Linked DNA regions of Homo sapiens: region 2 is linked to region 1. The links are chromatin loops, found by intact Hi-C in ENCODE. Cell type or tissue: breast epithelium. All regions are shown on one strand. Each heading gives the region's core, and the rest is flanking DNA. Links, peaks and the distances in the headings are about the cores only.

Region 1 (9,908 bases), core at 1-8,000:
AGTGCACTCGGTCCCAGAGTACTGATGAACAGGAGAACCATGCTTGTTACCAAGAACCATACACAGACGAATGCTTTACGATGTGCAAAATTCACAATATAGAATAAATGTGTGACATAGTAATTTACAGGAGATTAGTGAAAACCATGGAGTCCCTGTCCACATCTCTTACAGAACCATCAGCACTGTGTGAGCATTTAACCCGTGCTATCTTTAACTCTCTGTACCTATCAGCACTGTGTGAGCATTTAACCCATGCTGTCTTTAACTCTCTGTACCTTCTCCTCACTCCTTCGGTCACTGCTACTATACTTTGTATAGTAGAATGATGGTAGGCAGCTTAGGTTTTGGTGTTGAGCAGATCAGGGTTTGAGGCTACTTCTATTAGGACTTGGAGTAGTTCACTTTCCTAAGCCTCAAATCTTCATCTATAAACGAAGATAATAACATGACCCAACTCTTAACCCAAATGCAAGAATTAAATGACATGTTTTCAAATGACCGGTTTAAGTCTAGCACGTTACTCTCAGTTCTGGTTTTGTAAAGCAAAGTTCTCAACGTGTTACTTAAAAGTTTTTAACTGCTCCCAACTGCCCAGAGTTAACAGTGTAAATCCTTTTTTTTGAGATGGAGTCTCACTCTGTCGCCCAGGCTGGAGTGCAGTGGCGCGATCTTGGCTCATTGCAACCTCCGCCTCCCAGGTTCAAGCGATTCTCGTGCCTCAGCCTCCCAAGTAGCTGGGATTACAGGCAGCCACCACCACGCTGGGCTAATTTTTGTATTTTTAGTAGAGATGGGGTTTCGCAATGTTGGCCAGGCTGGTCTTGAACTCTTGACCTCAGGTGATCCACCTGCCTTGGCCTCCCAAAGTGCTGGGATTACAGGCGTAAGCCACCGTGCCCGGCTGACAGTGTAAATTCTAAATTCTTTACTGCCAATATACAACTGTCACCATTGGCCCCAGAATACCATCCTAGTCACCATCCCTGACTTACTATGTACACCAGTCACTAAGAACAATTTGCTATTGACTGAGCCATGCCCTATGCTTTCAGCCTCTGAAAATTTGCACATGCCTTGTTTTATACCTAAAATAATCTCTCCTTTTATCTCCATTTGTTAAAATTCTTTAAGGTCCATTCATGAGGGTTCTTGGATCTTGCAGTGTTTTGAACTGCCACAGTACCTTGTGGCATGCATCACACTGCACCTTGTATGATAATCATTTGTATGTACGACTCCTCTCTTGTAGTAGGGAGGAAGCATCTATTTTTTCCTGCAAAGTAGCAGTAACTATCTTGTAACTCACATTAAATAGATGCTCCATTAATACTGGCTGATCAAATGACTTTTACCCATCTAATTATTTAATGTGTCATATTTACAAAAGATGAAGCAAAGGATAAATATTTACACAAAGCTATCATGGAGCTAACCAAGAAAAAAATATATGATTAGTAGAGAATACAACAGATTTATTATTTTCCTTTATTTGGACTTTAAAAAGTGCATTTAAAGGTAGCCTTAGATTGATGAACTGCTGGGTTACTTTAAGCTTGAAGTCAACTAAAACCCCTACTTCTTTTCTCTATGGAGAATTGTAGGTAAGGACTCTGTCACTCTGTTTTTATGGGGGTTGTTTTTCTTTACCTAACTGTCAGGCTTTCCATTTACCTTTGTAAAATTTTACTCACTGGGTTTTGACCTGTAATTCAACCCACTGAACATATATTTAAACTCTGGTTCTATTACTGAATGCATTGCCCAGGGTGTGACAGCTATAAATAATGGACATGGGTTTTGAACAGGCCAAATCCACGTAAGATAAGCTCCTCAACTTGCTACTTAAATGTTCTTTAGATTTAGGTGTACTTTGAACTAGGGATCCAGGGATAATTCAGATCATAATCAACTACAATATGTCTACAAAATAGGCACTAATAACCCTAGCAAAAGAGGAGTTAGGATTAAGCAGTTATTTTTGGCTTGAGGGATCACCACTTCCTCGTCTCATGTTCACAAACCACCTACTTCCTATCATAATCTGTTGGAAATGCTTATTAATCTATTGTTTTCTAAAGACTTTTCTCCACTTAAAAAAATATATTTGCTTATTTTTCTGCCTTCTGACTCCTCTACCAATCTCCATGATACCTCAGAGGTTCTCAACAGTGAGTCCCCAAATATTAATACATCTATAAATTATTTCAGTATTTTGGTATTAATCTCAGCTTAGACACTTGAGTTTATTTAAGGCTATTATTTACTCTTCTTAAAACTCAACTGGGCCGGGCGCGGTGGCTCATGCCTGAAATCCCGGCACTTTGGGAGGCTGAGACAGGTGGATCATTTGAGGTCAGGAGTTTGAGACCAGCCTGACCAACATGGTGAAATCCAGTTTCTCCTAAAAATACAAAAAAATTAGCCGAGCATGGTGGTGCATGCCTGTACTCCCAGCTACTTGGGAGGCCGAGGCAGGAGAATCGCTTGAACTTGGAAGGCAGAGGTTGTGGTGAGCCGAGGTCATGCCACTGCGCTCCAGCCTGGGCAACAAGAGCGAAATTCCGTCTCAAAAAAAAAAAAAAAAGAAAGAAAGAAAAAGAAAATTTACTCAGCATCATTAAATGCTTAGAATGTGACAATAATGGGGAAAAAGATGATCAGAAGAGCCCAGCAAGATCTCAGGGTGATGTAAAGGGCATTCCAGGAAGGGGAGCAGCAGATGTAAAGGCAAGAAAGGGCGAGACCCTAGGCTCATTTAGGAAAGCACAAATCAATGAGCACAGCTGAGAGCAAACGGCAGGAGACATACAGGATCACAAAAGTCACTTAATAGTATGTAAAAAAATTCGAGGTCATCTTAGAGATGCTGAAACCAAGAGATGTTAATAAATGAGTGACACGGTAAGAGCTGAAGTTTAGAAAGGTCCTTTTGCTGGCAATATCAAGATTCTGTTAGAAGGGTGAGAGACTGAGACAGGGGTAAGGCAGAGTTAAAATAAAATCAAGGCAAGATATGAATATGAGCAGAATGAAAATGGAAAGTAAGGTTCCTTGAACAGCCCTCATTTTTGCTTTCAGTAACTAGAGTGAATTCTAGCCTTTCTCAAAGGAGATAAAGAAGCCCAAAGGAGAAATGGAGATGAAAATCAAGTAAACTGTTTCAAGCAATAAGGGGGCTCATTTTTGTGCCTCAACATAGCCTAAAATGTCCACTTTGATATCCACATCATTTAGTTTTTCTAGGTTTTAGATATATAAGAGATATAAATGCACAGGAGAATGAATCCCAAACTATATTATGTACCATAATTTCAGAGAAAAAACATTTTAGATGTCTTTCAATTGTATTACCCATGACACTACATTCTTATACAAATATTGTTCCTTATTCATGGACTCGGGTCACAACATATTAACATAGATAACTTATCAAATAAATTATCAAAATTGGTCAAATAAAACTAATATTTTTGCTAATATCAAGGTTTGGCATAGGGGTACAGCAGGCTGTATAGACCCCCAAAAATGTCAGGTCCTTATCCCTGAAACCTATCAATGTTACATTATCTAAGAAAAGAGTCTTTGCAAATGAGAGTAAGTTAAAGATCTTGAGATGAGGAGCTTGGCCTGGATTATCAAGGTGGACCCTAACTACAATCATCCCTTTTCTTGTAAGAGCAAGGTGGAGGGAGATTTGACACCTGGAGGAAAAGGTGATGTGAGGATGGGGCAAAGAGACATTTGAAGATGCTCGTCTTAAATACTGGAGAGATGCAACCATGAGCCAAGTAACGCCTGCGGCCAACAGAGCTGGAAAAGGCAAGGGACAGATTCTTCCCCGGAGCTCAGATTCTTCCCCAGAGCACAGCCAGCAGGCTCCTTGATTTCAAGCCAGTGATACTGATTCAGAATCTGGCCTCTAGAATATGACCTCAACATATTTCTGTTGTTTTAAGCCACCCAGTTTGTGGTAATCTGTTACAGCGACCATAGAAAACTAATACAAGGGAGGTCAATTGGGGAACACTGGAACCAATTTTAACATCCATCTACATCTAGGAATAACACATACTTCAAAAGAACAGACAGAAATGCATAAAGTTCTAAAAGTATAAGGCATGTGTGTTATATTTGAGCCGATCTTCCAGGTCATATCATGCCAATGTTAGACAATTCTTCTGGAATGTACCCAGATGTAGAACCCAAATAACCAACTTCTTGATGATATCTAATGTAGGTGTTAATTTTGAAACATTATTTTGATCAAAGTTAAGACATCTGGCAAATCATTTTAAAGTTGATCTATATTGCTGATTCAGCCTACCTATCTCCTTCCATACTCCTAGCCACTTATTCAATAGTGTAAATAAACAATGACCTACAAACAAACCCGAAAAACTTAGATCTTAAAAAAACAACATGTAAAGTACTAAGTAAAATAGAAAATATCATCTGGCTTAAAAGCAAATTCCAGTAGATACTGGTACTTGACTCTCTTGTCTTACTCATCTTTTTTAACCTCCATAACAAAACTGAATGTACTGCATGTCAGAAATAGTGAATAAAGATTTGGTGAAAGAATACATAAAAATTGCAAGAGAAGATAATGTAGAAAGTAGGTAGAACTACCTGACCACATGCTATGCCAGGTTTTGGCAAACGACAGCCTAAGGGCCAAATGCCAGCTGCCACCGGCTTTTGTAAATAAATGTACTGGAACCCAGCCATGCTCAGTTCCTTCCTGCACTGTCCATGGCTGCCTTCTCACTACAACAGCAGAGTTCAGTTATTGTGACAAAGACATCTGGCCGAAAAGCCTAAAATATTTACTATGTGGCTCTTTACAGAAAAAGTTTGCTGACCCCTGCCCTGTGCTAGACTACCTAGAAGGGCGGGCAATGACTACTGAGTGTTTCCTGGTGTATTTACACTGTACTGGGGACGAAGGAGAGAGGTTGATAATCTCTATTCTCAGAAAACTCACAATGCAGCAAGTAAAAGAAAAATGCAGATCCAGCTAACATTTAAACTGTGACAAGTGGGCTAAGACAGGAAAAGAAACAGTTTTATATAGCGAATAAGGAACCGTTAAATGGAGAAGGATTCATGGAGAAGCAAAAGTTTATTGATGTGAAACATATAATCAAAATGAGGCTTTCCTCAAAAAACACAATCATCTCATAACAGGCAAATAGGAAAAGAACAGTTGCTAGCTGGGCACAGTAGGGCGTGCCTGTAATCCCAGCTATTGATACCTGGGAGGCTGAGGCAGGAAGATCACCTTGAGCCCAGGAGTTCGAGGCCAGCCTGGGCAACATAGCAAGACCCCATCTCTTAAAAAAAAAAAAAGAACAATTGCTAAAAAAACAACGCAACCAATAAAAACCAAAAACAGGTGAAAACTACAACTAGAAAAAAATGATTCACAATACTTTAAAATACAGTAACCAATATTTCACAAAAATCCTAATGTTTTAAGATATCCGTGAATGATGCAGCTCACCTTGACTTGGAAGATGTTGCTCCGGATGAGCTACATGCTCCTTTACTCAAATTAAACGTGACTAGAAGAAAAAAATGTTATTCCATACATACATTTCAAGAAAATCATAATAAAACTTCTCAGATAAGATACTACAAAGTGTTCACAGAGGAACTCCAGGACATTTTCAATAAACGAGAGCTAAAATGTTCCTATACGGAGACCACACATTCCTGTAAAACGTCCCACACTGAAAGCCATAGAACAGGAGGAACTTGCACACCGTGTCACCGTGGCAGACCACACCGGCGCTTCCCTGCTCTATCCCCATTTCCCCTGGGGAACAGTACTCCAATTCTGTTTAGGTCTCCACGCCTCTTGCCTGTGGCTCAGGGGACATAACACCATTTTCATCTCTGGGGTGAATTCTGATTGTCTAATCCAATCAACATAATCCCAGTGACTGCTTTTTGAGTGGACATGTGACACAGTTCTGGCCAATGACATTTGAAAGGAAATCTATTGAAGGGAGGAGTGTCTTCTTGGAAAAGTATCCTTGCTCTTAACAAGATTCTAGAAGAGCATCCAGAGATGCTCTCTGCCATCCTCACGACAATGCAGAATCTGCATGTGACGGCTGGAGTGTTGGCAGCTACCCTGTGTCTAGATGGCATGCAGAACCACCTTACCTCTGGGATTCTTATTATGGCAAGATATTTCCTTATTGTTTAAGTTAATTGTAGTCAGTTTTGTTACTTGTGGCTTCAGCTATCCTATCCAATCAATTCATTAGTATTACCTTTTCATTAAATTAATAAGAACAATGTAACTCAGACACATTCGATGTCTTATTCTCAGATATGTTGACAAGTTGCATTTTTAACAAAGCCAATATAAAAGCATCTATGTTTAAAAAAAGAAAAAATAAAAAATAAAACTACCTTTCTCTTCATCATTTTCTCTGCTTAATTCCGTAAAAGTAGGGACCTCCTAAAAAAAAGAAAGTTTTAAGGTTTTGGTGTACATTGCACTTACTATCACCATTCAATAGGCCTAAATTATGACTTGCTACCTGTGTTCCCAGGCAGCTCTAATACGCAAGTGATTAAGATCCTAATTAAGAAATTACATGCTTTCGGCCAGGCGCGGTGGCTCACACCTGTAATCCCAGCACTTTGGGAGGCCGAGGCGGGCAGATCATGAGGTCAGTAGTTCGAGACCAGTCTGGCCAACACAGTGAAACCCTGTCTCTGCTAAAAATACACAAAAAATTAGCCGAGCATGGTGGTATGCACCTGTAATCCCAGCTACTCAGGAGGCTGAGGCAGGAGAATCACGTGAACCCGGGAGGCAGAGGTTGCAGTGAGCCAAGATCATGCCACTGCACTCCAGCCTGGGTGACAGAACGAGACTCCATCTCAAAAAAAAAAAAAAGAAATTACATATTTTGGCCCAGTATGGTGGCTCATGCCTGTAATCCTAGCACTTTGCGAGGCCAAGGCAGGTGGATCACCTGAGGTCAGGCATTCGAGATGAGCCTGGCCAACGTGGTGAAACCCTGTCTCTACTAAAAATACAAAAATTTAGCCGGGTGTGATGGCGGGCGCCTGTAATGCCAGCTACTCAGGAGGCTGAGCCAGGAGAATCGTCTGAATCCAGGGGGTGAGTGCTGCAGTGAGCGGAGATCGTGCCACTTCACTCCAGGCTGGGTGAAAGAGCGAGACGAGCCTGGCCAACTTGGTGAAACCCCGTCTCTACTAAAAATACAAAAATTAGCCCGGCATGGTGGCGGGCGCCTGTAATCCCAGCTACTTGGGAGGCTGAGACAGGAGAATTGCTTGAACCTGGGAGGCGGAGGTTGCAGTGAGCCGAGATCATGCCACTGCCCTCCCCAGCCTGGGTGACAGAGCAAGACTCTGTCTCAAAAAAAAAAAAAAAGAAAAGAAATTACATGCTTTGGCTGGGCATGGTGGCTCATGCCTATAATCCCAGCACTTTGGGAGGTCGAGCTCAGGCAGGAGGAATGCTTGAGGCCAGGAGTTCGAGACCAGCTTGGACAACATTGCAAGAGCCCCCCATCTCTATTAAAAAAAAAAAAAATTAGCCAGGCATTGTGGTGCACACCTATAGTCCCAGCTACTCATATGAGGCAAGAGGTTCACTTGAGCACCAGAGGTCAAGGGTGCAGTGAGCTGTAATCATGCCACTGCATTCTAGCCTGGTGACAGAGAGAGACAGTCTCTCAAAAAAAAAAAAAAAAAAAAAAAATAGAACTTACATGCTTTGCAAATATTATCCAATTGAGAATTATTCTAAATACCAAAAAGCAGCTTTTCTATGCCAAACTGCAGAAGTTTACCTATATTTTTATTTCTATTACAACTTAAACAGGAAGTAACAAAAATATAAGGCAATAAACTTTAGGAAAAGCAAAAGCTTTTTTTTTTTTTAAGTCTGTTCAAGAACAGACTAAACTAATGAATAATCAATCGTGGTATACTGGAACAATGGTTATGTCTGGGAGATGGGGTATTAATTGGCAACGAGCATGAGGAAACCCTCTGGGATACTAGAAAAGTTCTATATCTTTATCTGGGTGGTGGTTCCACAGGTTTTCTGTCACTCTTTCTACACACGTATATTTGTAAAAGTTCAGTGAACTGTACACCTAAGATTAATGCACCTCATACACTTTAATCAATGTATGTTAAAGCTCAATAACCAGTTCAAAAAACACTCAGTTTCACATACACACCAGGCTATATTTGCCTGCTCACACACAAGTGTTAGAATGTAAGCCACAGGAGGCAGGGCGTGGTGGCTCACGCCTGTAATCTCAGCATTTTGGGAGGCCCAGAAGGGCGGATCACCTGAGGTCAGGAGTTTGAGATCAACCTGGCCAACATGGTGAAACCCCGTCTCTACTAAAAATGCAAAAAATTAGCTGGGCATGGTGGCTTGTGCCTGTAGTCCCAGCTACTTGGGAGGCTGAGACACGAGAATCGCTTGAACCCAGGAGGCGGGGGTTGCAGTCAGCTGAAATCGCGCCACTGCACTCCAGCCTGGGCGACAGAGTGAGACTCCGTCCCCCCCCCAAAAAAAAAAAAAATGTAAGCCACAGGAGACAGTTTTCTGTATCTTTTGTTCACTGAGTATTCCCTGTGCCTACAAGAATCCTGGCACAGCGGAGGCGCTTATAAATATATGTTGAAATAAATGCCCCAACCTAGTTATTCTAACACCTCAGCTCCTTCCCTCCCCATTCATCTGGCTTGCACCCACTGATTCTTCAAGACTCCTGGGCACTGGGGTTGTATCCACCCTCAAATACTCTGTCCTCCCCAGGCCAGAGTAAACATTGCTTCTCTATGTTTCCACATGCTGCATTTACCTCCAGTACTGAATTAATTATAATCAGTTGAAATTATCTGTGTATATGTCTTCCCATTAGGTAGCGTCTCTATTTAGATATAAGGAAATTGAGGTTTGGAAATATTATGCAATTATACAAGATTATGAAGTTAGTATGTCAGGAATCAAACCAAGGTTTGTCAATGCCAAAAATGTGCTTTTGACACCAGGCTGGTTCTCCTCTTAGTTCAGGAACAGTGCCCACAGAACTTGATTCAACGCTGAAAAGACACAAGCTGGCTGGGCACGGTGGCTCACGCCTGTAATCCTGTAACTTTGGGAGGCCGAGGCGGCCGGATCACGAGGTCAGGAGTTGGAGACCGGCCTGACCAACATGGTGAAACCCTGTCTCTACTAACAATACAAAAATTATCTGGGCGTGGTGGCGGGCGCCTGTAGTTCCAGGTACTCAGGAGGCTGAGGCAGGAGAACTGCTTGAACCTGGGTGGCAGAGGTTGCAGTGAGCTGAGATTGCGCTACTGCACTCCAGCCTGGGCGGCAGAGCAAGACTCCATCTCCAAAACAACAACAACAACAAAAACAAAAAAGAAAAACCAAGCCATTGTGCTTCTTTAGACCTCTGGACGTTGCTTCTCAGGATGATGTTGCTTACCCACCTGTTCCTTCCCTTCCAGGCCTCTTCTCACTTGCTCTTCAATAAATTTGGCAGTTTTTTCTTCATCATCAAGGTCCTGCTTTTTCTTTTTCTCCAGTTCCAGTTGCCGGCGGATAGTTTCTGGGTCCCTGTCTATGTACTGAATATACCAGCCTTTTGGTGTCTCGTCCACTTTGCACAAGCCTTAAAAAAACAGCCACTGCCATAAATTAGCATACAATCAAAGCAAAACATAAATATGAATGTGTTTCACCTCTGCATATTTATTCATTCAAACACACACAAATCAGGCCGAGCGCAGTGGCTTACACCTGTAATCTCAGCACTTTAGGAGGCCAACACAGGTGGATCACTTGAGGTCAGGAGCTCAAGACCAGCCTGGCCAACATGGTGAAT
Region 2 (8,000 bases), core at 1-8,000, 78 kb after region 1:
TAGAAGAATTATAAGAAAATTCCTCTAGGATGACATCTGATAATATTTCATATTTGTCAATATGAATTGACATATGTCTAAGAACAAACAAGAAATATGGTCTCTCATCTAGTCATTCAAAAGGACTTTATCATGCAATAATATTTTTGTGACAAGAACCTAGACCATCCTGTTCTGAAAGAATATATGAGAGTTTAAAAATATTTTATGCTGTTAAGCACCAAAATTTACCTGACACAAAAGGTTACATGTGTTTAAATTCTTTTTTTTAAGACAGAGTCTTGCCCTGTCGTACAGGCTGGAGCGCAGTGGTGCAGTCATAGCTCCCTGAAGCCCTGACTTCCTGGGCTCAAGGGATCTTCCGCCTCAGCCTTCTGGGTAGCTGGAACTACAGGCATGTGTTACCACATCCAGCTAATTTTTTTTTATTTCTGTAGAGACAGAGTCTTGCTGTGTTGCCCTGGTTGGTCTCAAACTCCTGGGTTCAAGTGATCCTCCCACCTTGGCTTCCCAAAGTGCTGGGATTACAGATGTGAGCTACCATGCCTGGTATGTTTAGATTCTTGTTAAAACTTCTTTTTTTCTTAATTTTGAGACAAGAGTTTCGCTCTGTCTTCCAGGCTGGAGTGCACTGGTGCAATCTGGGCCCACCGCAACCTCCACCTACTGGGTTCAAGTGATTCTCCTGAGGCTGAGCCTCCCGAGTAGCTGAGACTACAGGCACCCATCACCACACCCAGCTAATTTTTGTATTTTTAGTAGAGACGGGGTTTCACCATGGTGTCCAGGCTGATCGCAAACTCCTGACCTCAGGTGATCCACCCATCTTGGCTTCCCAAAGTGCTGGGATTACAGGCATGAGCCACTGTGCCCAGCCTATATTTCTAATAAAATTGTTTTCACTATCTTTTTATTCATAGTTCTATGCATTCTTCATTAAATGGCTTAACAATATAAAGGTTCCATTGGAGCCAGATGTTAACTGGTACTAGCTATTCTTCCTGATATACTGAGGGTTAAAGTAAAAAATATTTCTCAGATTTAATGGCATTATTACATTTTAACACTTCTCTAGTGTACAGTCCTAATTATGTCTGACATACACAATTGGGAATAGTTAGAAGGAAATCATTCTGGACCAATCAGTAATGGAATGAAAAACTCAGGAAGTCCCAATGCCATGGTAAAGGAGAAAAACTCCTTTTTCATTTCCTTTCATGTACAGTGTGTTCAGATTAACTTTAAAGGAGAGTGAGATGTAGGTCTTAAGATTTTGTCTGCAATTGAGTATTACCTGTATATGGAGCCCATCTCAGCAGGCACCCAGTCATCAGCCAGCAACCCCTTCCAGGTCCCTCGACCTGGTCCCTCGACAGCTGCTAGATATCCTGTTGCAAATTAAATATGAAGCAGGGATGGACTTAATTTTGCATTTAAAGGATTTCTTAAAGTTCAGCCTCAAATGAAGTTGTTAGTGTTTTCATTTTTATTGAAGCTGGCTTTGTTGGAAAGGAAGGGGCAGCTAGAATTGTCCTCAGTGGTATTAAAGAAAAATGCTCTGGAAAAAATAAAGTTTATGCCTAAAGTTTGGCATAAACTTTATGCCAATATGCCTTTATATATCTATATGCCACATTTCATAACTCTTCTTATAAATACTGCACAGTTGTCAGGCCTGCCAAAATGGTATGTAGCCTACTGTGTCAGTACAGCCTGTTAGTAAACATATGTTTATAGTTTAACTGTTTCCCAGTAGGGTGTTTTTGAGACTTTCCTTTTTCAGCTTTGTCTTTCTGAATGGTAGTAACAAAGGGAAATAAAACATGGTGAGTTTATATCACACTTTGAGGGACAGGAGGCTAAACTCTAGAATTAAACTTATGAACCGCAACAACACTTACATGTTTCCTTAGGTACCAAGTGCTTCACACACATTAACTCATTGAATCCTCATAATAATCCTGTGAAGGAAGTACTAGTATTATCTTTTTTTTTCTTATAGATGAGGGAAATAAAGTGTAGGGATAACTTTTAAGGTATGTTAGAAACTGGTAGATCTAGGATTTGAATTCAGACAGTCTGACTCTAAAGAGCTTTTTTAAAAAAATTACTGAGCTATTTTTGTCTTTAGATTATATTACTACAAGTGATATTCCCGTTTGTAAGACATCATCCTAAAGGTTCAGTGATCCATAAGGAATATTTGGGATATGTTATGCCACTGGTGTCATCCTGTAGATCTTGCACTTCTGGGACGATTTAGGGTTATTGCATGGGATGTGTGAATTTATGTTTCATAAGCATTGTATGTAGGCTAAATTTTAAAAAATTATGTAATTGTGTTTTAAATGTGCATAATAGTTGTGGCTTGGAAAATTAAACTTCATTTAGTATTGCTTAGTTCATAGCTTTCTGTTATTATGTATTGCCCCCAATTATCATATATTAAAATTATAACAACTATTGGGGGGGTTCATGCGAACTTTTTTTTTTTTTCTTTTTTGAGACAGTGTCTCTCACTCTGTCACCCAGGCTGGAGTGCAGTGGCACGATCTTGGCTCACTGCAACCCCCGCCTCCCAGGCTCAAGCGATCCTCCCACCTCAGCCTCCCAAGTAGCTGGGACCACAGGCATGCACCACCATGTCTGTCTAATTTGTGTATTTTTTGTAGATACCAGGTTTTCACCATGTTGCCCAGGCTGGTCTTGAAATCCTGAGCTCGGGCAGTCTACTCACCTTGGCCTCCCAAGGTACTGGGATTACAGGCGTGAGCCACCATGCCTGGCCTCATGAAAACTTTTGATGTTAAAAAATAGGGAATATTATTTGTTAAAAATTGTTGGGATTCATTGAGTGAGAAGTTTACAGGCTTTGCTTAAAATATAGATCCTCGTATTTCCTGATAAGTCCTCTCTGTCTGGGCCAGGGTAAATTGCATAGCCAATAGCAACAAAACTCAGTGTTATTTTCTATTCTTAGTGATGTACCTGTGGATTAAATCTTTACTATGTTTTAATAAAGAAGCAAACTGGACAGTTACTACTCTTTTCATTGATTTGCTTTCATGAGTGAGAAAATGCTGCATTCATTTTATACTGCGACGGATAGGACAATTCATGATGTCAGTTTGGAGAAGCCATATGTCAGAGGCAAAAGCTATATCATACATAAATTTAAAGTTAAAAACTAATACTATTTAAGGCTGGGAGCAGTGGCTCATGCCTTTAATCCTAGCACTTTGGGAGGCTGAGGTGGACAGACCACTTGAGGTCAGCAGTTTGAGACCAGCCTGGCCAACATGGTGAAACCCTGTCTTTACTAAAAATACAAAAATTAGCCAGGCATGGTGGCACATGCATGTAATCCCAGCTGCTTGGAAGGCTGAGGCATGAGAATTGCTTGAACCCAGGAGGCAGAGGTTGCAGTGAGCTGAGATGGTGCCACTGCACTCCAGCCTAGCAAGAGAGCAAGACTCCATCTCAAAAAAAAAAAAATATATATGTATATATATATACACACACATACATACATACACTAATACGATTTAAAATATCAGCCTCACAATACATATTCTAATATTTAAGAGAGAAAAGTTTAGCTTTAGGGTTTCAGGTTTATTTTCCAGTTCGCCCAAACATCTAAGTTAGCTGTACTGTCATCTCTGTGTTTATGGTGCTTTGTACATGTGTATGTTATGGTACTTATTATTCATTTTATTCAGTTCTTTCAGCACATATTTATTGTTCTCTGATTGTGTGTGCCAGTCACTATCATGAACACAGAAAATATGTAAGTGAACAAAGCAGATAAACAGTCTCTGCTTTTGTGGAGTTTACACTTCCATGGATGGAACAGAAAGGAAATAATAAACATAACAAATAAGTAAATTCTATAGTATGTTTGGAAGAGGATAAGTACTATGAGAAAAACATAGAGCATTTTAAGGAGAAATAAAAATGCTAGAGTGTGGGAAGGAAAGTTGCAATTAAAAATATGCTAGTCAGGGGAACTAGTGAGAAAGCAACATTCTAGCAAAGACTTCAAAGAGGGGAGAGGGATAGCCAGGCAGGCCATCTGGGGAGTGAGCACTTCAAGCAGAGAGGATCTGGTGTAAGGCTCACAAAAGGGCACATGGCTGCGGTGTTTGGGCACAGTGTGGAGGTCAGTGTGACTGGAACAGGGGGTGGTTGGGGCAGAGTGTTAGGAGAGGAGGGATCAAGAGGTAGCACCAGAGATCATCATGGCAGGCCTTGTGGCAGGAGTTTGACTTTTACTCTCAGTGAGAGGAATTGAAGCATTTTCATGTTAAAACAACTTTTTTTTTTATCATAGGAAATTTTCAAGCATGTAAAAGTAAACAGACTACAACAATTAACTTCCGTCATCACCCAGCTTCACCCGTATCTACTCATGGCCAGTCTTATTCATCTGTGCCCCTTTCCCTTCTCCCCTTTCATGTTGGCTTGATGAAAAGCCCTGATGACCTTATTTTATTTTACCCACAAATGTTTTAAGCATATAACTCTAAAAGATAACTATTTTTGGCATATCTACGGTAGTATTATCACACCCTTAAAATTAATAATTATTTTTTCTTCCTTTTGTTTTCAAGACAGGGTCTCACTCTGGCACTCAAGCTGGAGTGCAGTGGTACAGTCCTGGCTTGCTGCAGCCTCAAACTCCCAGGCTTTAAGCAATCCTCCCACCTCCTGAGTAGCTGAGACTACAGGCGTGAGCCACCATGCCTGGCTTTTTTTTTTTCTTAATTTTAGTAGAGATGACGTCTTGTCATGTTGCCCAGGTTGGTCTTGAACTCTCGGGCTCAAACGATCCTTCCACCTCAGCATCTCAAAGCACTGGGATTATAAGTCTGAGCCACCATGCCAAGCCTTTCCCCCACCATCTCCCAGAGACGGGGTCTCACTTTGTTGCCCAGGCTGGAGTGCAGTGGTGTGATCATAGCTCACTGCAGCCTCGAATTCCTGGGCTCAAGAGATCCTCTTGCCTCAGCATTCAAAAGTGCTGGGATTACAGACGCCTGGCACCTAGCTAGCCACTAATTCTTGAATGTCATCAAATAACCAGTCTTTTCACATTTTAAATTTTCTCTCAAATGTTATAAACGTTTGTTGGTTTATTATGTACTGTTTTTTGAATTAGGGTCCAAATAACATCCACACGTTGTGACTGGTTGATCTCTCTCCCTCTCTCATTCTTTCTCATTCTCTGTCTCTTTCCCTTTTACATTTTCATATTTGTTGCAGAAACTGCGTTGTTTGTCCTGTAGAGTTTTTTATAGTCTGAATTTTGCTTATGGCATCCTAATGGTTTTGTTTCACGTGGTCCTCTGTTTATCCCATAAATTGGTATAGTCGGTTCTAAGAGCTTGATGAAATGTCATGTTCAATTGTTTTGGCAAGACTACTTCATAGCTGGGGGTGTGTAACTCCGTCAGAGTACACATAATATCAACATAATATCATTTGTGAATGTGTGGGTGTGATTTTAGCAAACATTGAACCATTAAGTCAATAGAAGTTGCAAATTGGTAACAGTCTAATTCTGTTTTCTTCACAAGCTGGAGTGCTTCTATAAAGAGAAACTTCCTATCATCTACTATTTGGTTTCCTGGTGGTAGAGTTTGTATATGAAAAGCTGGATGAATGCTTGATCCCTTTTCTTCATTCATCAGTTTTCAAAATAATGAATTTGTTTCCTACCTTCTTCCAATAGTCACCAACTAGTTGTGCATATGTTTTTTGAAAGTATCATTATGATCTCATGGATTTAAACAGATTTGATAGATATTAGTCCATTTATTATCCATTGATGTTCAAATTGTCCCATCTTTGGCATATGAGACCAGTGGTGTGTTGGAGCTGGCTCATACCCATTTTTGAGAGTGAGTTGGCAAATGTTGTTTAATATTCAGTCAGTTTATAGGCTGGTTGTTAAACACAGCCTTTATTTAAAAAAATCATATAAACTTATAATTAAATAAATTATACTAGAAGCAAAGGTGCTCAAACTCCATCACTTTCTAGTTATCTTATTTTTGAGGTTAAGTTTATTGTAGAGTTGGGTGAAAATACTATATAACTGTGCCTCTGAACACCTCCCAACTCCACATGTGGGGGCATTACATTGGCGGCTTGAAATTGGCCATTGTAGGAGTGTTTACATCACAGCAGTCAGCAAATGCTACAGATCATGGCATGATTTATTGTCTTTTTTATTGTCTAGACGTCAGGAGGTGGTGGTGAAAAATGTAGATTAAACTTCAAAATGTATAGTATCTGTAGCTGTTCCATTGTAAGTAGTACCAAAAATGGTATAAAAATGAGGAAATATTCTTCAACTGTTATCTGATTCAGCAAAGAAGTTGCTCACATCATTGACACGTGAAATTCTCACATACCCCTTCCTTGTTTTGCTTTAGATTAAACTAGAGGTCAGCAAACTGCCTGGCCTGCAGCCTGATTCTGTAAATAAAGTTTTATTGGAACACATCTCTTTCCATATTATGGGTGACTGCTTTGGCACTACAATGGCGGAGATGAGATGTGACAGAGACTGTATATCCCAAAAGCCTAAAATAGTTACCATCTGGTCCTTTAAGTGTGCTCTTCTGTAGTCTAAACCAACATTCATGCCAAACTGCATTCATCCATCAGTTGCAACCACAGGTTGGCCACTGATAGATAAGTTTTGGAAATATCAATAAAAACATCTGTGAGAATCAATTGGCTGCATGGAATTTATAATAAAGAGTGTTCTTTTTATTTGTAAATTATGTGCTGTGCCTCCTTTATATCAACAAAACTTAGAAGAAACACACACACAATCATTCGCCCCACTCAGCCAGTTGTTAAACATTTACCAGCATATCTCTCAATACACTTGCAATCGGATCCAGTGACCGATGTCATTACTGAAATGATTCAACCCCTTGAATGAGATATTTGGAAATTGAATAAGAAGTAAGAACCATCAGGTTTACAGGGATAATATATTCAAGGCTCATGAGAATTTAGTACTGCACAGGAATTCTGGTCAGCCAACACATATTTGCAAACATGCATAGAGTTTCTATTTTAAGTTAGTTGTTGACTTCTAGCAATAGCAGCCCCCAAACTGCCTACGTAAGATAACTGGAAGGAATTATTTGCCCCAAAACAATTTCTAGGTCCACACTGTTATGCGAGCCGCAGCGAGATACACACATGGAAGCTCTATGTGATTTTTGGCTCTTAAGAAGTTAACATGCTAAAGAGACAAAGCTAACATATACAAAGCACTTTCATTACTGCAGTGAGTATAATATGGATTCAGAATGGGGAAAGACTTCTGTGAGGTAAAGCAACTGGAAGAAGCCTGGGGAGGAGGTAGATCTTGACCTGAACCTGGACCTTGAAGGATAAGATTTAAATTTCAGTGAAGAGAACTGAAAAGAGCCCTCTAATGGGGGGGCGGGGGGAGGGGAGCTTCACTAGGAAATCAGGAAGCTAGGGAAGAAAATATGTGCATGTTTCTGTGTGTATTCGAAGGGGGCTTCCTGGTTTGTGAAGGACAGTAAGTATTCAGATCCATACGTAGATCAGTAGTATGTTACAGTAGCATGGAAGCCATTTGGAACATTTAGATTGTAGTGTGAACTTCTGAACCACTGAGTGTTGTGGATGAACAGAATGAGACAGCAAAAGTGGTATTTGTTAAACACTTTTGACTTCTGGTTGAAGATGGAGAATTAAATCTATGTATTCACCTAAGCTCCCTTATGTCACCATGCTAAAATTACAGTGAAGGGGTTTTAAGGTGTTGTTGTAGTTGTTAAGTTTGTAAGTCTAAAAAAATGAATAGAATGGGATAAAAGGCAAGAGTAACCCATTTTTTGAAACTGGAAAGTCGAGGGTCAAATGGTAAAGAACTTAGCAGACCCAGTACAACTGAATCCCAAGCCAGCAATGCGGAAACCTAAGACCCATCCAGAGCCCCAGGC

The links. A loop is a pair of places that touch in the nucleus more often than their neighbours do. Peaks named below come from ENCODE experiments on the same cell type or tissue, not always from the same donor. Only the 100,000 strongest peaks of a DNase experiment are listed, where the experiment ranks them.
Region 2: it touches region 1 in a loop (34-fold over the local background); 2 of 110 quality-filtered maps call a loop at or near these places.

What each region holds. Positions count from the first base shown.
Region 1 is chr10:7,769,325-7,779,232 of GRCh38, forward strand. It overlaps KIN (Kin17 DNA and RNA binding protein), which reads right to left. Exons shown (of 13, transcript NM_012311.4): 5 at 9,514-9,695; 6 at 6,427-6,475; 7 at 5,507-5,567; 8 at 1-21. Among named protein-coding and RNA genes, the nearest start is that of KIN, 14 kb to the right of the region's middle. In breast epithelium, for the core only: no CTCF peak of the experiment used is centred there; a DNase peak (open chromatin) is centred at 4,697.
Region 2 is chr10:7,847,193-7,855,192 of GRCh38, forward strand. The region is part of intron 2 of TAF3 (TATA-box binding protein associated factor 3); the gene reads left to right. Among named protein-coding and RNA genes, the nearest start is that of TAF3, 33 kb to the left of the region's middle. In breast epithelium, for the core only: no CTCF peak of the experiment used is centred there; no DNase peak of the experiment used is centred there.